Regions from separate parts of the Homo sapiens genome. Here region 1 is linked to region 2. Evidence: chromatin contacts called from ENCODE Hi-C or POLR2A ChIA-PET data. All regions are on one chromosome and are shown on one strand. Each heading gives the region's core, a stretch centred on a gene start or an enhancer-like site at or near the end of the contact. The rest is flanking DNA. Distances are from core to core; before and after follow the strand shown. Region 1 overlaps PKD1L1 (polycystin 1 like 1, transient receptor potential channel interacting). Region 2 holds the start of CCM2 (CCM2 scaffold protein).

Region 1 (5,151 bases), core at 1,032-3,531, 2.9 Mb before region 2:
TGCTAAGTGAGGTGCCAACAGGAGATGTTTGGAGTGACTGGCAAGACGTATATAGAAGGGTGAGATGAGTGTAGGTTGGCAGATTGTGAAGGGCCTTGATGTCATATGGAAGAGCATGAACTCTGTCCTTTAACTCTGCATTTACTGAGTGTCCACTGTGTACCTGGGACAAAGCATCGTGGAGATATGATAAGGTGCAGACTGGCTGGATCACTCATTCCCAGCCGAGCCTCTAGGGTGAGTCCTAGGACCCAAGTGGATCTAATCCTTTCAGTAGGGAGACACACATGGTCAAGGCTGAGCCTCAGGCTGGCATCAAAACTTTATGCTGCTGTAGGGAAATGTCAAAGGGTGCAGAAGTATCTAGAAAATGAGGTTCGTGTAGGCAGTGGCATCAGGGAAAGATTGCAAACTTCCTCCAATGCAAGATTTCCATGAGAACCCACACTGCAGCCTCTCCACGCTTTGGTGGGGACTGAATGGCCCCATCACTAACTATGGATTCAGGACTTTTTCATCAGAAATAGATTTTCACATAAGGAAAGAATTGAGCAGTAGTGGCTTGTAGATTGGTGCATGCTCAATTGAGCACATGGTGGCCTAGGTACCTGGCGATATACTCGGTAGCTCCAGAAGCCCTTTTGTGCCCTGTGGAAGTGACATGGTTTATTCGGTGCCTCCACTGTCATCTCTAGAGTGTGCCCTGGGCGCTCTGACAACCTGAGAAAACCATCTAGTCTTCATTCTTATCAGTAGGCCCTACCTTTCTTGCTGGAGCTCCAGGATGGCAAGTGATATTCTGGTCCTTGCAAACTCAAATTTGTGGTCTTCTGATGGGAATATTTTTCTCTTTCAAATTCAGAAGTCTTAAGTAGTTATCCATGTTGCAACATTTGCAAAATAACCACTTATTTCCTTAGTAAAGCACTACCTGCTGGGTCAGGAGCTACCCAGCTCTCACCTCCAACTGTCCTGAATCTCTCCACAGCTGTGACATGCTCCCCTTACCCGGAGACAGGCTATGGATCTATCCTGTCCTTCCTGAGTTTGTAGGACTCTAAGAAATTGGTCAGGAAAACTGATCCATGGAGCAGGAAATAGAACAGGAAGACCATCCCCGGAGACCCCCCAGTTATGGGTTGGGGTACCCATCACACAGAGAAAATATATAGATCTGTTCTGTTATCAAAAGGGGGCCAGGTCATGGCTGTGGGGAGGGTTGCCCAAAGAAGGAAGCAACATGCCCCTCACATAGATGTATTGTTTGAATATAGCATGTGACATCGGTCTGGGAGTTTGGTACTTGGCCTGGCCCAGGCTAGCTGGGGAGCCAGTCTGTTGATTAAATGATGAAAGACCTCTGTGGAAATCAGTCTTGTGACCCTTGACTCTTCTGTTCTTATTCATGGGATGACTTGCTGTCAAATACTATAATTCTGCAGATATGAGTGGGTATGAAGAGTGAATGAAAGCCTGACGTTCATCAACATAAATTTGTTCATTTCTGTGCTTTCCACCGTCCCAGGGAAGGAGAATTTACAGTGGAGGTCCTTGCCTTCAATAATGTCAGTGCCTCCACTCTAAGACAGCAACTTTTCATCGTGTGCGAGCCCTGCCAGCCACCCCTGGTGAAGAACATGGGGCCTGGGAAAGTCCAGGTAGGCTCGGAGTCTGGGAAATCCTCCACCAGCCTCTTTTCAGCCTCCCTCTGAGTTGGGACCACTGTTTGGAGTGGTGAGAGTTTGGGGCATGAAGCGAGGCTTTGTCCAGTTTATCCTACTGCAATTTACACAAAGGAGTGCCTATAAGGGCTTCAGAGCGGGTGACCTGGGTCCTCAGGGGAGGGAGGGCTACCCCAGCCTGGACAGGAGGAGACAGTGTCATTTCTGGGGTCTGGTGTGTGAATAAGTTCTTTATTCGCCTGCATTACTCTGGCATTCAGCACAGCTCACTTTAAGGAGCTCTTTTCTTTTCTTTTTTTTCTTTTCTTTTCTTTTCTTTTCCTTTCCTTTCCTTTCTTTTTTTGGATTATGCTAAGAACTGTAGCATTTTCAGGAGAATGAAACATTTGAATATATGTAACACCAAAATGAAAGGACATGATCGGTTATCTGTTGAACACCTATTCTGGGTTAGAAAAAATAGGGTTGGTTTTTATTTCTTTCATTCCTTTGAGGCCTGTGATTCAGAGCAAATTTTCCTTTTCAGGGCAGAGGTGCTCAAATGACACATGGGAATTAAAATCCGTGACTAAGCTGCATTTGCTAAACTGCTTTCTGTGGCATCTGACCCCAAGAGGTCAGCCCGCAGAGGGTGCTGGTGGAGATCAGCATGCAGAGACCAAGTGCCCGGGGCAATCCGGAAAGGGTCCCGGCCCCCACACAGGCAATACCCCTGCCCACCTTTAGACCAGCGAGCACCCACGCTGTTGGGCAGGTCTGCGTGCTGGGGGAACGCGTTCTCTGGGTGTGAGATTTGGACCCAAATAGCAAAGGGACTAAAGCAAAAGGCACAGCAGGAAAAAGCACAGACCCTAGGCAGGAGGACTCTGGCTCCCGTCCTGACTCTGCTGTTAGGACATGGGACAGAGTGGTTTTCTTGAGTTTTTTATCTGTAAAACATTGTTATTTTTATTTTCTTATCTGTAAAACACAGAAAATAAGATTGATAATTTCATTTTTTCTTTTCTTTTTTTTTTTTTTTTTTTTTGAGACTCTGTTGCCCAGGCTGGAGTGCAGTGGCATGATCTTGGCTCACTATAACCTCTGCCTCCTGGCTTTAAGCGATTCTCCTGCCTCAGCCTCCCAAGTAGCAGGGATTACAGGTGTGCACCACCATGCGTAGCTAATTTTTTTAGTAGAAATGGGGTTTTGCCATATTGGCCAGGCTAGCTGGTCTTTAACTCCTGGCCTCAATTGATCCACCTGCCTTGGCCTCCCAGAGTTCTGGGATTATGGACCTGAAGGACCCTGCCCGGTCATTTTTTCTTTATTTTACGTGTTTTCTAAAAGTATAAAGAAAAAAATGAAATCATCTCAAATCCAGGCAGTAGGTGATAGCCACTTTTGTCTAATTATTTATTTTCAGTATTTTTCTAAGGCTTTTTATATGTGGTATGTGTGTTTGTCACAAACCTGGGTTGCAGTGTGAGCATTTTCTTTTGTTATTAAGCAGCCTTTTGATTACATAATTTTAATGATGTCTTACTGTTAAATCATACATAAAGATTATACATCACTATATAATGTCCTCTGATTGAACAACTGTTGTTGCCAGTTTTCTTTTTATTTATTTATTTATTTATTTTTGAGACTGAGTTTCACTCTTGTTGCCCAGGCTGAAGTGCAATGGCATGATCTCGGCTCACTGCAGTCTCCACCCCCTGGGTTCAAGCTATTCTTCTGCCTCAGCCTCCCAAGTAGCTGGGATTACAGGCGCTCACCACCACACCCAGCTAATTTTGTATTTTTAGTAGAGATGGGGTTTCACCATGTTGGTCAGGCTGGTCTTGAACTCCTGACCTCAGGTGATCTGCCCACCTTGGCCTCCCAATGTGCGATGAGCCACCATGCCTGGCCAAGTTTCCGGTTTTCTATCACTACAAATAACTTGGCAATTACACTGTCTGTACATTGTTCTGCAAGTGTATGGCCTTTTCACAGGAATAATTACTACAAGTTATAGAACTGAAGAACACAATGCCTTTCCCAGAATCTTGACAAGCCTAGAGATGTTTTTGTAGCAGCTCACATGTGTCCGCTCTGAGGGACCAACTCTCACTCTCACTAGGCATTTCATATTTTTTAATGTTTATTATCATGAATGAGCTAAAAATTGGCATCCTAGTATTAAAATTTGCTGTAACCCATATAAATCTGGGCAGTTTTGTGACAAATCTTAGAATGATATCATATTCAGAATAGAAACAATAAAAAGTAATTGGAAAGTAATTTTAATTATAACTAAAGTCACCTAAAGAATGTCAAAAGTAAACTTTCATTTATAATGAGCACCAAGATTTCTTAAAATCCCATTTCTCAGCTGCCTCCAGGTTTTTCCCTTTCCGATTTTTTTTTTTTTTGGGATGGAGTCTCGCTCTGTTGCCTAGGAGGGAGTGCAGTGGTGCAATCTGGGCTCACTGCAAGCTCCGCCTCCCGGGTTCACACCATTCTCCTGCCTCAGCCTCCAGAGTAGCTGGGACTACAGGCGTCCGCCACCACACCTGGCTAATTTTTTGTATTTTTAGTAAAAACAGGGTTTCACCGTGTTAGCCAGGATGGTCTTGATCTCCTGACCTCGTGATCCGCCCACCTTGGCCTCCCAAAGTGCTGGGATTACAGGCTTGCGTCACCGTGCCTGGCCTTCCCTTTCCAATTTTTAGGGAACCTTCAGGAAAAAAAAAATCCCTCTGGGGGAGACCCTGCACCCAGCATCTGCAGGGTGGAGGCGCTCTGGCCAGGCAGAGACTCTATCCTGAGGCCCCCTAGCCTGGCTTGCTCCTCCATGCTTGAGGTGGCATCTGGCTCCAGCCCAAAGTAGGGGGTGTGGAGGGGCTTCAGAAAGACAGAGTGGCTGGGAGGAGTAAGGGGTGTGGATGGGTAGACACTAATATTCCCCCCCATATCCTCATCCTCATTGGCTTATTAAAGTGAGCAAATATGCTTTTTGTATATGTATCAGCTACTATTAACATTTAAAATTCTTTGTTATGGAAATTTTAAAGCATAAATAACAGTAGAAAGAATAGTGCAACAAACCCATCACTTTAAAAGACTACCAGGGTCATACCAGAAGGTTGCCAGAGCCAGGCCAAGGAGAGTGCCCCAGGCCCCTGATGGGCTACTTGGAGCATCTAAAAAGTAACATCTACAATTGAATGAATAATGCTAATATTTTAAAAATAATTATGCTGAAAGAGAAAGAGAAGCTTCTGCTGTTCCCACCAAGCAGGCAGACACAAGTAACATATTGGTCACCTTTGGAAGTAACTAGTGCCCCAGCTTCTTACTCTGAATGTTGGTAATTAAGGGAAAGAATTAAGCATTTATTCTTATTTTCCTGACCAAACTATAGTTTAGGAAACCTCATAGTTCTAGTTGATAAGAAAATTTTTTTCTCCTCTCTCCTTTTTTTTTTTTAGCAAAAGAACTT
Region 2 (5,224 bases), core at 2,492-4,991:
TCCCAAAGTGCTGGGATTACAGGCGTAGCCACTACACTCAACCTATAACCTTTTTCTACCTTAAACAATGCAAATAAACTAGATGAATGTAAAAATATTTAACTTTGATCAGTGTGAAATCATAGCCACCTGGTGGGGCAACCGAAGACCAGAGGCAGCAGAGAAGCTGAGACCCACAAGGTTAAGGCCACAAGATGGTTTTTTTTTTTTTTTGGAGATGGAGTCTTGCCCTGTTGCCCAGGCTGGAGTACAGTGGCATGATCTCAGCTCACTGCAACCTCCACCTCCCGGGTTCAAGAGATTCTCCTGCCTCAGCCTCCTAACTGGGATTATAGGCACATGCCACCACGCCCAGCTAATTTTGTATTTTTAGTAGAGACGGGGTTTCACCATGCTGGCCAGGCTGGTCTCAAACTCCTGGTGTCAAGTGATCCGCCTGCTTCGGCCTCCCAAAGTGTTAGGATTACCTACACCCAACCCTGACAAGACAGCTTTTTTGGGCTGTGATCTGAGTATAAAAATCCACACAACCCAACTTAAGTGCATCCAAGTTTCTAATAAAAAGGAATTACTGTCAGGTGCGGTGGCTCAGCCACCCAGCACCTTGGGAGGCCAAGGTGGGTGGATCACCTGAGATCCGGAGTTTGAGACTAGCCTGACCAACATGGAGAAACCCCGTCTCTACTAAAAATACAAAAATTAGCTGGGCATGATGGCACACGCCTGTAATCCCAGCTACTCGGGAGGCTGAGGCAAGAGAATCACCTGAACCCGGGAGGCGGAGGTTGCAGTGAGCTGAGATCGTGCCATTGCACTCCAGCCTGGGCAACAAGAGCGAAACTCTATCTCAAAAAAAAAGGAATTACATAGTGCCACAATGCACAGAACATGAGTCCATACCGTAGGTAGGAGCCTTATTCTCCAAACCCCAAAACAGAACTTGTAGGCTAAAAAGTAGACACTCTGTAGACATCAGGACAGAAGAGCAGCCCCAAGTGGTCACTTCTACTCCCCAGGCCCCACACCTTTAGTGGCCAGAGGACTTTTCTGTCAATGCACTCATTCCTTCAGATGGACCCATGAGTGATCCATCTCCCCATCAGCTCCTGGGGGCCACAAGCTCTTCCTGTATCCCCATCACCCAGTGAGTTTCATGGGACACAAGAGGGGCTCAACAGACATTTGTTAAACGAACCATGGCCCACTTGAGGAAACCCAGGTGTACAGTCATCATCACCACATGTGCTGAGGTGACTTGAGAAAGGGCAGTGATACACTGGGGCCAAGTTTCCGTGAGACTCACTTTGGTCCATAGGTTCTCTGCCAACTCACTGATTCCTGTGTCCTGAGGAAAATGGGCCGAGGTAAAAAAAAGCCTGAATCACTGCTTGGCAGACACCAAGACAAGTGTCTGAGATTAAAAAGAAAAAAAAAAAAAAGGCCCACCTGAGCTCAGGTGATCCTCCTGCCTCAGCCTCCCAAGTAGCTGAGACTATAGGCGAGCGCTGCCGCGCCTGGCTAATTTCTGTATTTTTTGTATAGATGGGGTTTTGCCATGTTGCCCAGGCTGGTCTCGAACTCCTGAGCTAAAGTGATCGAGCCTTGGCCTCCCAAAGTGCTGGATTACAGGCGTAGCTACCATACCCAGCCTAATTCTGCATTTTTTGAAGAAGCTAACTTAGAAGAATTTAAGCGTCCAAACTGTACCTTCATAAAACTATTGTCAGCACTTCTGCTACTTATGTCTGAATTTGTGTATAAGTTTAGAGCAATGCAATTTACCTTAATGAGAATGATTTAACCACCGAAGTTATTAAACTGGAGGTGATCTCACATTGAATGTGGTAGCTGAGCAGGAAGGTTCTGCCAGCTTGCAACTGGCAGAGTACACGAGGTAGTGTTAAGTCATGACCTGGAGAAGAATCCATGCCCCAAAGCTCCTTGTCTGGCTTGTCTACAGGAAACAAGCTAAGACAAGTGGCAGAATACAGAAAAAACACAAAACCCCTGGCTTAAGCAACTACATAACAACTGATTATCTCCTCTAGTGAGAAAATGAAATTAATAATTAACCTGTTTATGCCTAAATTTTTTCATTACCCAACTGGAAAATTCTTGATAATTTTACTGTTTTTTCACTTGTACCCCAAAAACAGTCTTACTGCTTCTCTCTCTCTCTCCCTATTTGCTGGGTGTTTCATGTTTCTACCAAAGCTGATAGACAGCTCTAGAAAAAAAAATCACTCAATTCCATCCTTGCCTATCACACACAGGTAGATGGGCCAGGTACTCCTGTAAGCGGTGCACAATGAGGTCATCAGTCCTTAGCGCGCTCTTGGATCCCGGCATTCCACAGAGCACATGGCTCACTTTCCGCAAAGCTCAGCATCATCCACACTCGGGCCTGATGGTCCCTACTAAGCAGCCACCGGGTTAGCACCTCTCCTTTCCAGCTAACTCCTTTTACACTGCTTGGCTCCTCCCTCTTCTGTGCGCAGCACGCATCTCTAATCTAACACCTGCAGGCTGAATCACTATCTTGAGCTATTTTCCAGACTTAAAACATCTTTGTAGATAACCGCAAATTATACTGCACCTAAATTAGACATGCATGGTGCTAACATGAAACAATGAGTTGAGAAAGTAGAGAACCAGCACCACAGGACTCCCTGAAGGCCACCTGGCTACATTCTATTTCAAACAGGACTTTTAAATGGGGCACTCTGTCAAACAAGGTGGTGAGTAGCTGTCAATTAAAGGACACTTCCCTGCAGAGTTCAGGGTAGTAAAATCATAGTTAGGAATTATCGAGGTCTGCTTTAAACTTGTGGATAAAAGTGCGCACACACACATCAAAAAGAAAATGATAGCCAAGACGTGAAGATTATAAAGCATTTATTTGAAAAAGATACATTTTATTAAAATCCATTTTCCACTTTAATGGTAGTTCAATCCACATCGTTTTTCCAGTCTTAAAATGTTTCTTTATCGACTACTATAACCCTTTACTGTAATTAAAGCCACATTTTGTAAAACTACATAAACTGGGGTTTGACTATGAACTATGTCCTAAATCCCACTGCCAAATGTAGCTAGCGTCACTAAAATCAATCAATGGTTTTAGGTCTGAGTGATAGTGGACGAGTGAGCTGGCCATAAGGTGAAGGCCACCCTTGCTTTTACTGGATATCCAAAAACGAAGTCCAGTGAGCAGCAAACGTCTCCACGTTAACCACACAGCCCACTAGCTCCAGTTCCAGCCCTGGACAGCTTTCTGGCCCCTCGCCGGGCCCACTTCCTCTGCAGCCCCAGGTCCCGACGCGCAGGGAAGGCCGTCTGGGGCCGAGGTCGGGGCGAGCCGCTGCCCGGGCCAGAGGAAAGGCGCGGCGCTTCCTGCCCGCCCGGCCGCGAAAGCCCACCTGACCATTGTCCGGGGTCTCGCCCTGCCCCGCCCCGCCCCGCCAGCTGGCCCACTGCCCCCCCCCCCGGGCCCCAAGGAACACCCGCCCACCCCACCCTGGCCCCTCAACCCAGCCGCCCGCCGACCACAGCAGTAGGACGCCCCCGCGCACGCTCACCTTCTTGCCCTTCTTGCCCTCCTCTTCCATATCGCCGCGTGCGGCTCCCGCGGCCCGCCCGGCCCGCCCCGGGAGCCCCGCCGCCAGCAGCCGCTACATGCTCGACCCGGGCCCGCCGCCCCCGCGCTCCCGGCGCCGCCCGCCAGCCGGGCCCGAAGTCTCCGCCCCGGCCGCGCCCCACACCCGCACTTCCGGGCCCGAGCCCCCTCCGCCCCGCCCAGGCCCCACCTTCCCCAGCGCAGGCCCCGCCCACGGTTGTCGCTCATCCTCACTTTCAGGCCCAAGGGAATCCGACCCGCAGCGATCAGACCCCGCCCCTTCAGGGAGAACACGGCCCGTTGGCCCCGCTCACGGCGAGAGCACCGCCCACAGGCTGAAGATCCTGCCCCTTCAGGACGGCCGAGAACGCGCCTGCCTTGCACCACCCCCACCCCGCCCCGCGTCCTTCAGGAGAGCCGGAAACGCTCCTACCCCTACTTCGCTTCTGCACGGCCGCGAGAACGCACCTGTCCAGCCCCCTGTTCGCTCCGCCCACTCAGCGCGCGCGGGAGCGCGCGCGGGAGCAGCTCCAACTTTTTCAATTTGCCGCCATCTTTACGGCGGCCGACTTCCCAGCCTGCCTCGCGTCCAGGGAGGCGGAGCTCAGGTCTCTGAAAAGGGGACGGGGGGCGGGGGACGGGGGACGGGGGCCGGCGGGAGGGGACGCGGCCGGCAGATGGCGAAGGAGGGGCGCGAGGAGGCGGCCACTGTTGAGGGGCGGGGCGTCCCGCCGAGAGTCTGGGTGCGGTGCGGTTTTCTTTTTTCTTGTGTCCCACTTTATTCCCTGAGCCACAGGGAATCCGTTTTCTAGTACTTCTCTGTTATAAAGTCTGCCTGCCTTAGACAAACACATTTGGAAAATAGAAGTGCAACCACAAGGATGTGCAGACCCTATCAGAATAAAATCGTAGAACCTTACCAGTCATCCGGTATAATTTCCACATTTTCCAGATGAGGTCCGGGGAATGAGGTGATTCGCCCAAAAGCACACTACAAATTGGAGTCACCAGCAGGTCTGCTATTTTGCCACTAAACCAATCTGCCGGTAAGAACTTTGTAGCACAGCTAGAATGTAAACTGTGTTTTTTTGGTGGTTTTTTTTTTTTTTTGAGACGGAGCCTTGCTCTGTCGCCCAGGCTGGAGTGCCAGTGGCGTGGATCTCGGCTCACTGCAAGCTCTGCCTCGCGGGTTCACGCCGTTCTCCTGCCTCAGCCTCCCGAGTAGCTGGGACTACAGGCGCCAGCCACCACACCTGGCTAATTTTTGTATTTTTAGTAGAGACGGGGTTTCACCATGGTCTGGATCTCCTGACCTGGTGATCCGCCCACCTCGGCCTCCCAAAGTGCTGGGATTACAGGCGTGAGCCACCGCGCCCGGCCTAATAATTCTTTATATTAAACTTTTCTTTACTGTGTTTCTGTCTCCTGACTGGGCCTATGTTATACTGATATTCAAAAGAAATACTTGGTCTCTAGACCTCTCCAAAGGCATAAGTATTCCATTCTCTGCAAGATAAAGCAGAGATAGTGGAAACACCCTTTCAATCTGCCTTCTGCAATAATCCAGCTTGCCACATTTACACACGCAAATGATGTAGCGCATCTGGT

What was found. A loop is a pair of places that touch in the nucleus more often than their neighbours do. ChIA-PET counts read pairs that join two places held with the same protein, here RNA polymerase II (POLR2A).
Region 1: a map of sciatic nerve shows a loop between it and region 2 (19-fold over the local background). The contact joins the enhancer-like site here to the promoter of CCM2 in region 2. A Hi-C loop is called at or near these places in 1 of 168 maps with a recorded cell type or tissue (sciatic nerve). POLR2A ChIA-PET finds 5 or more read pairs at or near these places in 1 of 52 experiments (PC-9).

Annotation. Positions count from the first base shown.
Region 1 is chr7:47,898,886-47,904,036 of GRCh38, reverse strand. PKD1L1 (polycystin 1 like 1, transient receptor potential channel interacting) reads left to right here. Exons shown (of 57, transcript NM_138295.5): 13 at 1,526-1,658. Among named protein-coding and RNA genes, the nearest start is that of PKD1L1, 47 kb to the left of the region's middle. Within about 2 kb of position 2,281, at least 2 of the 41 ENCODE cell types and tissues checked have a DNase peak (open chromatin) inside an H3K27ac peak, as active enhancers do; they include PC-9, where a contact is called at or near this core.
Region 2 is chr7:44,998,718-45,003,941 of GRCh38, reverse strand. It overlaps CCM2 (CCM2 scaffold protein), which reads right to left and starts at 3,741. Exons shown (of 10, transcript NM_031443.4): 1 at 3,579-3,741. The coding sequence starts at 3,608. It overlaps LOC102723334 (a long non-coding RNA gene), which reads left to right and starts at 3,934. Exons shown (of 4, transcript XR_428139.4): 1 at 3,934-4,224; 2 at 4,569-4,662. RefSeq lists silencers at 3,265-3,794, 4,425-4,474.